2 separate regions of the Homo sapiens genome follow, and region 2 is linked to region 1. Evidence: chromatin contacts called from ENCODE Hi-C or POLR2A ChIA-PET data. All regions are on one chromosome and are shown on one strand. The core of a region is the stretch at or near the end of the contact, and the rest is flanking DNA. Distances in the headings are between cores, read along the strand shown. Region 1 has its middle 18 kb from the start of TUT4. Region 2 has its middle 19 kb from the start of MIR4422.

The links. Hi-C counts contacts between places; a loop is a spot of excess contacts on that map. ChIA-PET counts read pairs that join two places held with the same protein, here RNA polymerase II (POLR2A).
Region 2: a loop to region 1 is called in a map with no recorded cell type, with 6 times the contacts of the local background. The contact joins two enhancer-like sites. A Hi-C loop is called at or near these places in 1 of 37 single-sample maps with no recorded cell type. POLR2A ChIA-PET finds 5 or more read pairs at or near these places in 1 of 52 experiments (activated T-cell).

What each region holds. Positions count from the first base shown.
Region 1 is chr1:52,567,732-52,573,645 of GRCh38, reverse strand. It overlaps the pseudogene EEF1GP7. Among named protein-coding and RNA genes, the nearest start is that of TUT4, 18 kb to the right of the region's middle. RefSeq lists an enhancer at 1,849-2,349. Within about 2 kb of position 4,030, at least 2 of the 41 ENCODE cell types and tissues checked have a DNase peak (open chromatin) inside an H3K27ac peak, as active enhancers do.
Region 2 is chr1:55,241,451-55,247,518 of GRCh38, reverse strand. No RefSeq gene overlaps it. Among named protein-coding and RNA genes, the nearest start is that of MIR4422, 19 kb to the right of the region's middle. Within about 2 kb of position 2,603, at least 3 of the 41 ENCODE cell types and tissues checked have a DNase peak (open chromatin) inside an H3K27ac peak, as active enhancers do.

The sequences.
Region 1 (5,914 bases), core at 2,781-5,280:
CCAGGCTCCAGAAATGGAGCTGATATTGTTGCTTCCAAAGAGGATGGCACTGGCAAAGGCATTCTTTCTCAGTTTGTTCAACTGCTGGAACATTCCAGCGATGAGATTGCAACTCCAGAAGGTCTGGGTGAGCTTCTCAGGAAAGCAATACTCAGACCAACCATCCTTATCAGAGTGCTCCCGAAAATACGGCAGCACCACATTGTGTCCTTATAGGAGTACTTGTGCTTAAATTCATCCATCACAAAGGTACTCGGGCAAGTGAGCAAAGGGGTCTTGGCTATCCGATGCTCAGCAGCCAGTGCCTGCTCACATTCATCCATCTCCTCAGGAGCAGGGTCAGCCGCCTTTTTCTCCTTTCTGTTCAGCCTAGGGCTTCTGCTTTTCTTCCCGTGAACTTTTCTCCTGTGGGGTGTCCTTTTTAGGCCTGCTCTCTGCAAATATTTTAGCATCAAATAGGGCCATTTTCTCCTATCATTTTACTTCCCCCAAGACAGCCTGGAACTGGGGCTGGTTAATGCAGGTGAGAAAGTTAGTATCATGACCACTATTTGTGATTCTGTGATGTTCTGTGTTAATATCCTGAGGGTTTGTTAGGGGATTTCCCTTTTATACGTGTGTTTCCCAAATTGTCTTTTGAGGAGCCCTGGGGTGCCCTAGCTAACTGAGGGCTCTAGAGGATATTTTGACATTTTAGGAGAAATACAAGCTGGGCGCAGTGCCTCATGCCTGTAATCCCAGCACTTTGGGAGACCCAGGAGGGTGCATCACTTGAGGCTAGGAGTTCCAGACCAGCCTAGACAACAAGGCAAAATCCCGTCTCTACAAAAATCAGTTGGGCATGTTGGCGCACACCTGTAACTCCAGCTACTTGGGAGGCCAAGGCATGAGAATGGTTTGAACCTAGAAGGTAGAGGTTGTAGTGAGCTGTAATCGCGCCACTGCACTCCAGCCTGGGTGAGACAGCGAGACTCCATGTTAAAGAGAGAGGGAGAAGGGAGAGGGGAGAAGGGAGAGGGGAGAGGGGAGAGGGAGATTCAATATATGTCTGATACCACACAAGCTTGAGTTCAAGGTTTAAACATGTCTCTGGATGATGTCATGTCTTTTTGAAGCTGAGTTTTCAGAGGTTGCTGTAATAAAAAGCAAGTACCAAGTGAAAATCACTGTGGAACAATAAATGACTGTAGCAGCATACGATGAGATCCCAAAGTTTGAGAAGGGAATTGCTAAACAGGCACATACATCCCTTAGCACATAATTATGAATATTTAAGAATAAAAACTGGCTGGGCACAGTGGCTCATGCCTGTAATCCCAGCAATTCTGTTACCAGTGGAAGGTGCCCAGATTCTTGGCTTCTTGAAAAAATTGGACAAAACACACAAATAAAGCAAGGAAAGAATGAAGCAAGAAAAGCAGAGATTTACTGAAAACGAAAGTACACTCCATAGTGTGGGAGCAGGCCAAGCATATGGGTTCAGGAAACTGGTTACCCAATTTTCTGGGATTTAAATACCCTCTAGAGGCTTCCCATTGGTTACTTGAGGTACACCCTATGTAAATGAAGAAGTGGCCTGTGATTAATCTGATTGGTTGCAGAAGGCAACCAATCAGAGGCTGAAGTGACGTTACAAAGTTAAACCAATCTGATTGGTTGCTTTCTGCAACCAATCAGAGATGGAAGTGAAGTTACAAAGTTAAACCCATGCAAACATCTGATTGGTTGCAGAAGGTGACCAATCAGAGGCTGAAGTGAAGTTACAAACTTATACTCCTATGCAAATGAAAACTTGGCCTGAGACCAGCCTGATTGGTTGCAGAAGAGGACAAATCACAGGTACTTTCAGTTTTTCATCTGCCAGGCAGAAAAGTGGGGGATGCAAAGGGAGTAGCCTCTGGTCCTTTTGTTACTTGGGTGTGGTAAGTTGGAGTTTTCCCTTTGACTTAGTTCTAGGAAGTCAGAATGAATCGGACTTATGTTCCCTGCTTTCAGACCCTGTAGTGTGTAGTGCCTCACTTTGGGAGGTCGAGGTGGGTAGATCACTTGAGGTCAGGAGTTTGAGACCAGCCTGGCCAACATGGCAAACTCCATCTCTACAAAAAGGCGGAGGTTGCAGTGAGCCGAGACTACACCACTGCGCTACAGCCTGGGTGACAGGGCAAGACTCCATCTCAAAAAAAAAAAAAAAAAAATGCTGGGCATGGTGGCTGTAATCCCAGCACTTTGGGAGGCCGAGGCGGGTGGATCACCTGAGGTCAGGAGTTCGACACCGGCCTGGCCAAATGACAAAACCCCATCTCTACTAAAAATGCAAAAATTAGCTGGGTGTGGTGGCACACGCCTGTAATCCCAGCTACTCAGGAGGCTGAGGCAAGAGAATCACTTGAACCCGGAGGCGGAGGTTGCAGTGAGCTGAGATGGTGCCACTGCACCCCAGTCTGGGTGACAGGGCAAGACTCCATCTCAAAAAAAAAAAAAAAAGAAAGAAATGAATAAAAACTTATGTAATTATTATTTCAAATGGTTAGTAAATTATTAGGATGTAAATACTGATTAAGTTGTTTGGACTTAACTACTTAATAAAGAGAATTATTACTTTGGTTTTTTTGTAGGAGGAGTGGGCATGGAGAAGTCACCATGAAAAAATTACTGAGACACTAAAGGTGCCTTTGAGCTGAGAAAGTTTGGGAACCTCTGTCTTACACAGTTGGATCCTAGATTGCTCTGTTTTCTCCGCTTTTTTTGGTTGGTTTGCTTCTTTGCTACATCTCATCAGTACTGTTACCAATGCGCCCTCTCTATACTCACAGAGTACTTACAAATGCAGGCACCTCATATATATTAACTTATTTAATCTTTATGACCAACTGTGCAAAATAGCTATTATTATTATTCCCATTTTACAGATGAGGAAATTGAAGCTAAAAGGTTAAATACTTCAAAGTCATACAGTTAGGAAGCAGCAGCACAGGATTCAAAGACTCAGTTTGACTCCAGAATCTGTGCTTTTAACTATCTTATTCTGGCCTCCCAACCCCCACCCATTAATTGTTAATTTTGATCTGCTATAGACATGGAAACTAAATATCCAAGCTTGTTGGAACTACATGTAAAGCAAGAGCTGAAAGTCACTACTGGGAGAAAAGTGCATGAACTCTACAGTATGTGCGGTCTGCACAAGACTGAGCAGCATAAAATGCTCAAAAATAACTCCTTCCGGCCAGGCGCGGTGGCTCACGCCTGTAATCCCAGCACTTTGGGAGGCCGAGGCGGGCAGATCACCTGAGGTCAGGAGTTCGAGACCAGCCTGGCTAACATGGTGGAACTCTGTTTCTATTAAAAATGCAAAAAATTAGCCAGGCGATTTGGTGTGTGCCTGTAATCCCAGATACTCAGGAGGCTGAAACAGGAGAATTGCTTGAACCCAGGAGGCTGAGGTTGCAGTGAGCTGAGATCATGCCATTGCACTCCAGCCTGGGCGACAAGAGTAAAACTCCGTCTCCAAAACAAAACAAAACAAAACAAAACATAAAAAACCTCCTTCCCTCTGACTTCCCCAGCTGCTGTAGCCAGCAAAGGTGGGGGTGGGAGTGGGTGGATATTTATTGAATTACACAGGATGTCTCAGGCTCTCCATGTTTCTCCGGGGGTCATGTTTCTCCGAGGGTCCATGTTAAACTCGGGTCTTCCAACCAGCAAGTTACTGTTCTATGGAAACAAAAAAGTTTAAAATGCTCCCTTCACTGTAAGAGAGGACAAAAGTGGACAGAAAATGCAATACAGATACATGACAAAAACAGGATTACCTAGAGGTAGGCAGGCCCATATTAATTCACAAGGAGAAATGTCATTTCAGGGGCAATAGGAAATAAGAAGCGGAAGTTTTGCAGACCTACTGGAGAAAGCAAACTTCCTCAGAAACAAGATTAAGACTGTACTTAAAGTGAACCTTGAGCATATACAACCATGGTGACTTAGATGAATATCCTGGACAGAAAAGAATCAGCAGAATTTGGATAGTGGAAGAAGGAAAGTTCAGCTCAGATCAGAGGAACTCGTATTGGTTAAGAGGTTTCCCTAACTTTCTAGGGAGGAGGAACTGAAAGTTTAAAACAGAACCTACTAAGCCACCTTTGGAGATCTTTATACAGATTTCTGCATAAATCAATCAATGGGTAGTAAACTGTATGCTTTCATTTCAGACTTGGGTTCAACCTTTCTCAGTGAAAGATTTTCTTTTTTTTTTTTTTGAGATGTAGTCTCACTCTGTCACCCAGGCTGGAGTGCCATGGCGCGATCTCAGCTCACTGCAACCTCTGCCTCCTGGGTTCAAGCGATTCTCCTGCCTCAGCCTCCCAAGTAGCTGGGATTACAGGTGCCTGCCACCACACCCGTGTAATTTTTCTATTTTTAGTAGAGATGGGGTTTCACCATGTTGTCCAGGCTGGTCTTGAACTCTTGACCTCAGATGATCTGCGCCCCTTGGCCTCCCAAAGTGCTGGGATTACAGGTGTGAGCCACTGCGCCTGGCCTCAGTGAAAGATTTTTCATAAAAAGCTCACAAAAACTTTTTGTGAAGAATCCCCCTATGTGGTGATTTCTAGATAGCAACCTGGATGGCCAGACCCCACCTGATGTGCAGTCAAAATTCTGATTCCCAGAATGGACAAAATGAGAGGAAATCCTTTTTTAGTCTGAGTGTAATATACAAACTTCCTGACAATGCTGAGGATGTTCAGAGTGCTTGCTTATGAAACTGCTTGAGAGCTGGATTCTGGATAGGTGGCATTTATAGCAACATTATGTCCCAGATTTCCGAGGACAGCCCAGATTTCAAATATCCTATCTTATTGTAATTATAAGTAGGCTTAGACTTCTGCTCTTATGTATCCTGATTTGGATAGAATGAGGAAAATATGGGCATAATATAAGTGATCCTTTCGTGGAGTGTATGATGAGGATAAATACCAGAAGGAAGTCATGGTGGGGTCTAGAAGTATTAACAGTGGTCTACTAAGATTATTCCTTGGTAACATGGTGTGAAAAAAAAAAAGCTATATTTGGCGTGAAACAGGCAGAAAGAAACTCCTGCAAATTCAGGGATGGCATGTGTGCCATTTGAAGAGAATAGAAGAGCCCAGGGGTGAGAAGTTTGGGGACAAAAAAAGAGGCTACTCCTAGGAAAGGTCAGCTGTGTCCCCTTGAGAGAGGAGGAAAGGACTAAAAGTCTGAGACAATCCGGCGGGGTCGGGGTGGGGGATTAGAAAAAAGTTACACAAACACTCAGCCAAGAGAGAGGGGAGAGAGAGAAAGGAAGAATATTAAAAGTAAAGCTTAGAAAGAAATTTACAAGATAGACTCAGGAGGGCACACTTAGCAAGAGGAGAGAGACAGTTGGGGGAGGAGAGGATACGAAGAGAGGCTAGGGAGAACAAGAAGAGGAGAGAGAGCGAATGAAGTGGGGGGAGCCGGAGCATGTATGGGCGAGAGAGGTGGTGAGAAGCTTGCAATTTCTCTTGAGATTGTGGATGTCTGGAGGGCCCCAGAGGAATGTTGGGAGAGATCTAAGGCTGGGATCTCTGGAACTAGACCAAAGACTCTACAAACAAGAAAAATTTTGAGCTGCAGCTCTAAATCTGCTAGAACTGGCGATCCCTTCAGGGATCCCTTAGAAGTCCTCCCTCCAAAGCTGTGAGTGATCTTATTCTCTGGGGAACTTTAGAGACACCCAGCAAGACAGTTTGTTGATGTTGTATAACCTTAAGAAAATTTCTCTTTAAAATATTGTTGGCTTGCAAGGTGGAGGTACTTAGCTGACTAAAAGGTATGTTTCTTGGGTTCTTGGGGATGTCAAGGGAAGTAAAGTGTGTGAACCCCTCCCCACAAAATCTGAGACTTTATGCTACCAGGC
Region 2 (6,068 bases), core at 1,354-3,853, 2.7 Mb before region 1:
CAAGTTAGAAACAGGCCTCTGAAAAAGAACACTGGGGTTTGGAAGGTACTTTTCACCTTCCATCAAATCTCACCCCTCTGTACATTCATCCACAAAGCTAGCTCTGATGGCAAGATAATCCCTGTCTTGAGCAATATGATTTCTGATCAATATATTTTAGAAGTACTATGTGCACATCAGGCTTTGCCAGGAACATCCAGACCGAGGATGCCATGTCACAAAAGCTCGTCCCTGTGGATGGAAGACTTGGTGAGCTAAGTCAGCTCTTCTTTGGCCAAGACAATTTCTCAAAGAAACCAGACTTCTTAAATCAACCTTTGCCTGAATTCCTTGGAAAATGGAACAACATTCCGGCAGGAACAGGCCAGAAATTGTCCCAGACCTGGGGCAGTTACTTCAAATCTGGGCTGCCTACTGCCTCTGGAGACCAGTCTGAGAGTGTGTGATCTTCTTTTCCTCTTTCATTCCTTGCATAGCCCAAGTCTAGGTGATGTCATGCTCATTATGAGAAAAAAGCAATCACAAAGTTCTCATCCACTTTTACCTTCTCTCCTGAGTGGTTCTATCCATAGGGAATCTGCTAAGTCCAGTTTTCCTTTCACCTGGAATATCAAGGGCACCAATAATAATTGGCAAAATTCACCCCTTTTGGCACCCCACCAGGGAGTGACGACATGATAGCTGTTGTTACCTTCTGTTCAGGGCCCTTCTGTACCCTGCGCTATGTCCCAAGGAGTGAACTGCTACAGGCCATATCTCTTGGGCTCCCTTGTCCTCTGGGTTCCAGCTGGGTTTGGTTACTGAAGGCACTGGTGGAAGATTAAGAGCTAGAGAAGTGTGAGGTCAATATCTTTTCACTGATCCCTCTCTGCTGCTGCACAGGGGTTCTGGTAATGTATTCCCTCTAAGACCCCTCTGAGATGCCAATCCAGGCAGCTCCTCCTTCATGACTCCAGCTCCCACAAGGCCCCTTTAGGCCAATGGGCAGCAGACTTCTCCCTGTGGCTACTCCTGGGTGCCTCCTCAGCCTTAGCTGTTTCTCTAACCTGGCTTCACCTCTGTAAATAGGTAGCCTTTGTTCAATTCTTTTCCAAACTCCATCTGAATGTAGTGCCTGCTTCCTGCAGGGACCCTGACTGACACACCCTCCTTGTCCCCCTTTTCATTAGGAGACCAAGGGATAAACAGTTGAAAAGTTAAATGGCAGTATGAGTGAAACAATGATAAATATGTGAGAATACATTTAAGCAACAAACAGGCACGCTTACATTTTCTTTCTAACTTAGAAAAGTGGATTCCCAAAGTCCGTCTCAAAAACTCAGAAAGCTCAAAAGTTTTCTGTGGGTTATGCGGTGCAGCTCCTGTATTTTTACAAATATGGGTAAATTTCTGACTGAAAGACATTTTCAGGCCGGGGTGGCAGCTCACACCTATGATCTTAGCTACTTGGGAGTCTGAGGTGGCAGAATTGCTTGAGGGCAGGAGTTAGAAACCAGCCTAGTCAACATAGCAGAGATCCCTATCTCTAAAAAAAATTAAAACAAAAATTAGTCAGTCATGGTGATGTGCCTGTAGTTCCAGCTACTCGGGAGGCTGAGGCCCAAGAGGTCAAAGCTACAATAAGCTGTGATTACACCACTGCCCTCCAGCCTCAGCGACAGAGTGAAGCCTCAACTCAAAAAAAAAAAAAAAGACATTTTCAAATGTTGACTGGTGGAGAACTTTTTTCCTGCAATCTTGAGCACCACTGATTGACGTGGAGAGGTATGTTCATTTCAATGAGTAGGTTTCTACAAATAGGCATTAAGTAAAATCCTGAAGTAAGTAAAACTGCTTTTACTGTCCCCTTTCCTGCATTTCATGCTGTTCCTGGTGCTCAGGGTCTCTTCTTCCACAGCAAAGCAAGGTGAAAAGCTAAGACACCAAGCCATTAGTGACCTGTAACAGCCTTCGGATCGTAAAACAATTCCAGAACAGTAAGTAGATCTGGTTTTTACACAGAGACCTCTGATACCTCTATCCTCCCATGCCCCTATCTCTCTCTCTCTCTCTCTCTCTCTCTCACACACACACACACACACACACACACACACACACACAACACTGAAGCATTTGACAGAGCATACAGGTGGGCTTAACCTTGCCCAGTGGGCACAAGTCAAACCAGAGAGATACAATAGAAAAGAAATTATATATACACACACACACACCCCTCCAAGTATATATACACCTCCAGATATATATATACCTGGAGAAACAATAGAGAAACCATCAAGAAAAAGTGGATCTGGCCAGGCTTGGTGGCTCACACCTGTAATCCCAGCCCTTTGTGAGGCCGAGGCAAGTGGATCACCTGAGGTCCGGAGTTCAAGACCAATCTGGCTAACATGGTGAAACCCCATCTCTACTAAAAATACAAAAATTAGCTGGGCACAGTGGCAGGCACCTGTAATCCCAGCTGCTCTGGAGGCTGAGGCAGGAGAATCGCTTGAACCCAGGAAGCAGAGGTTGTAGTGAGTCAAGATCGTGCCATTGCACTCCAGCCCAGCCTGGGTGACAGAGCAAGACTCCATCTCAAAAAAAAAAAAGCTGGATCTAAGTGTTGAGCAATATTTGGTCAATGAGATAATTTAGTGGTGGTGGCTCAGAGTAGAAACAACATTTCCTCTTTCTTAAATGTTTTCTTTTTCAAGGCTGCTGGAATTAGGGGTGTCGTTTATTCCTCATACTTGTGTATAACCTGTATTCTGCCTAACCCACATTCTTTCTCTTTCCCCTGATGGTGCTGACAACTACTTTTTTGTCTCTTATTCATAGCTGTAGCCAGACTGCTCCAGACAATCTATTTGGCTCCCCAAACTTCCGTTTTTCATTAAAGGAAATGCTGTGGGGACGGTTTGTAACTCAAGGGTTATCTTTTTCAAAAAATTCCACTTCTGATTAATATGGCACCTTATAGTCACTGACAAGTAGACCCGTTAGGTGTGCTTTTATTATTTTTGAGACAAGAGAGTTGTGATACAGACATAAACTCTATTAAGGCTGATGGGTTGCTTAATACTGTACCAGCAAGGAGTACTAAAGTGACCCTACTCATAGAAACAGCGATCACTCACACCTCCCCCAAATAATGAAAACGGCACCTAGGTAAATGAGCAGACTGAGGTGGATAAAAAGATATATGACCACCCCCAACTTCAACTTAAACAGCTTCTCAGTGTCTGGGCCTGGCATTGAGACTCTCTGCAGACTGCCTCCTACCTGTGCCTCCAACCATCCTTAGCATCTTTTCCATCTGAGCCCTGTATCTTTAAATCAGCAGTCCCACTTCTGTGCCTTATTCTGGGAGACGATATGAGTGAAGACTCAGAAATTCATCACAGCCTTTGTTCCTTCCCTCTGTCATTCACAGAATATTTAGCATGCACCTATGTTCCTGGCATTGGTAAAGGAGGGATTAATTCACTATAGAGCTGCCTGGGACCCAATGGGGTAAGGCTGCCTAATTCGCCAGTAAGCATTGTCTAAACTACACTTCTAAACTATCCCTTGTTAGTAAGAAAGGTGATGTTTTTACTTCTGTCTTTACCCTTTTATTATATTTATTGAAATTGTCCAGAACCCAGGGGAGGAAGAGGAGTGCTTTTTAGTGTATGTGTGTGTGCACATCTGTGGGTGTGTGCGTGTAGGCTGTCCCTTGAAATCCAGCACCAGGCACTTTCTACCACTGGAGATAATACTATGAATAAGATAGCATGGTCCCAGTTCTCCTAGAGTTTACCTTCTAATAGAGGAAGACAAATAAACAAAGATAAATTCAGATATTGGCAAGTGCTGGGAAGAAAATGCACTAGAGAATAACAGAATGCTTTCAACAGGAGGTCAGGGAAGCTTCTCTGAGGAGGTGACCTGGAGGTGAGCCTGAATGATAACAAGACATGCAGTGAGATATGCGAAGAGCTATTTAGGAAGGAAACAGCAAGTAAAGCATCTCCCAGGTGGGAAGGAGCAGAGCATGAAGAGCACTGTGTCTGTGAAGGGAGATTTGTGTGCTTCAGCTCAGTTAATAAGATGAGGAGTGAGATGAGGTCAGAGAGAGCTAGGCAGGGAGCAGGTAACCTAAGGTAAGGAACCTGGATTTTCTTCTACTTGCAATGGGGAGCCTTGAAATGACTTAAAGTAAGAGAACACATAGAATCTGATTCACATTTTTAAACTTTTTAGTTATAGATTCACAGGGAGTTGCCAAAAAAAATGTACCCAATGGTTTCATATACCCTTCCCCCTTCTCCCCAATGTTAGCATCTTATGTAACTGTAGTACAATACAAACACCATGAAATTGACGTTGCTACAATCCACAGAGCTTATTCAGATTTCACCAGTAATACAGGTACTCCCGTGTGTGTGTGTGTGTGTGTGTGTGTGTGTGTGTGTGTAGTTCTTGCCAATTTTTTAACATGTGTAGCTTCCAGTAGCCACCACCACAATCAAAATGCACAACTGTTCCATTACCACAAGGCTCCATGGTATTACCCTTTGTAGCACTCCTACTCCCTCCCCACAAAATCCTAACTCCTGGAAAATACTAATCTGCTTTCCATCTCTGTAATTACAACATTTCAAGAATATTGTACAAATGGACTCATACAGTATGTAATCCTTCGAAATGGGCTTTTTTCACTCAGCAGAATTCCCTTTAGATCTATCCAACTAGTCGCTTATATCAATAGGCCCTTCCTTGCCAGATGCAGCGGCTCACACCTGTAATCCCAACACTTTGGGAGGCTGAGGTGGTCAGATCACCTGAACTCAGGAGTTCAAGGCCAGTCTGGGCAACATGGGGAAACCATGTATCTACAAAAAATTTAAAATCAGCAGGTCCCAATTACTTGGGAGGCTGGGGTGGGAGGATGGCCTGAGCCCAGGAGGTTGAGGCTGCAGTAAGCCATGTTCATGCCACTGCATTCCAGCCTGAATGACAGAATGAGACCTTGTCTCAAAAAAAAAGAAAATAGTCCTTTCCATTTTATTGCTTAGTAGTATTTCGTGGTAAAGATGTACCACAATATAACTATTCATCCACTGAAGGACATCTAGGTTGTCTCCATTTTTTAGCAATTATAAATAAATGCTTATAAATAAATGAACATTCATGCGCAGGTTTGAACATTGAGTATACACTTTCATTTCTCTGGAATAAATATCCAAGGGTACAGTTGCAACATTGTATGCTAAGTGAATTTATAATTTTTTTTTTTTTTTTTTGAGATCGAGTCTCCTTCTTGTACCCCAGACTGGAGTGCAGTGGCACCATCTCGGCTCACTGCAACCTCTGCCTCCCTGGTTCAAGTAATTCTCCTACTCAGCCTCCTGAGTAGCTGGGATTACAGGCACCTGCCACCACACCTGGCTAATTTTTGTACTTTTAGTAAAGATGGGGTCTCGCCATGTTGGCCAGGCTGGTCTCGAACACCTGAACTCAGGTGATCCGCCTGCCTTGGCCTCCCAAAGTCCTGGGATTACAGGCATGAGCCACTGCAACTGGCCGAATTTTTAGTTTTAAAGGAAACTGCTAAACTATTTTCCAGAGTGGCTGAACCATTTTACATTCCCACTGGGATTGTATTCTCGGTGATCCAGTTTTTTCACATCCTTAACAGCATTCAGTGTTATCACTATCCTTTATTTAGATCTTTGATTTCTTTCATCAGTGTTTTGTAATTTTTAGCATATGAATCTTGTACTTGTTTTGTTAAATTTATACTTAGGTATTTCATTTCCTTTGGAGCTATCATAAATGATATTGTGTTTTTAATTTCAGTTTCCACATATTCCTTGTTAGTATATAGACTTTTTTGTGTGTTCATCTTGTAACCTGTGACCTTACTGAACTTACTAGGTGTAGGAATTTTTGTTTTGTTTTGTTTGGGTTCTGGAGTAGATGCCTTGGGGGTTGTCTACATGGACAGTCATGTTGTCTGCAAATCAGGGCAAATTATTTCTTCCTTTCCAATCTGTATGTTTTGGCTTTTCTTCTACCTTGCGCTGGCTAGAGTTTTCACTACT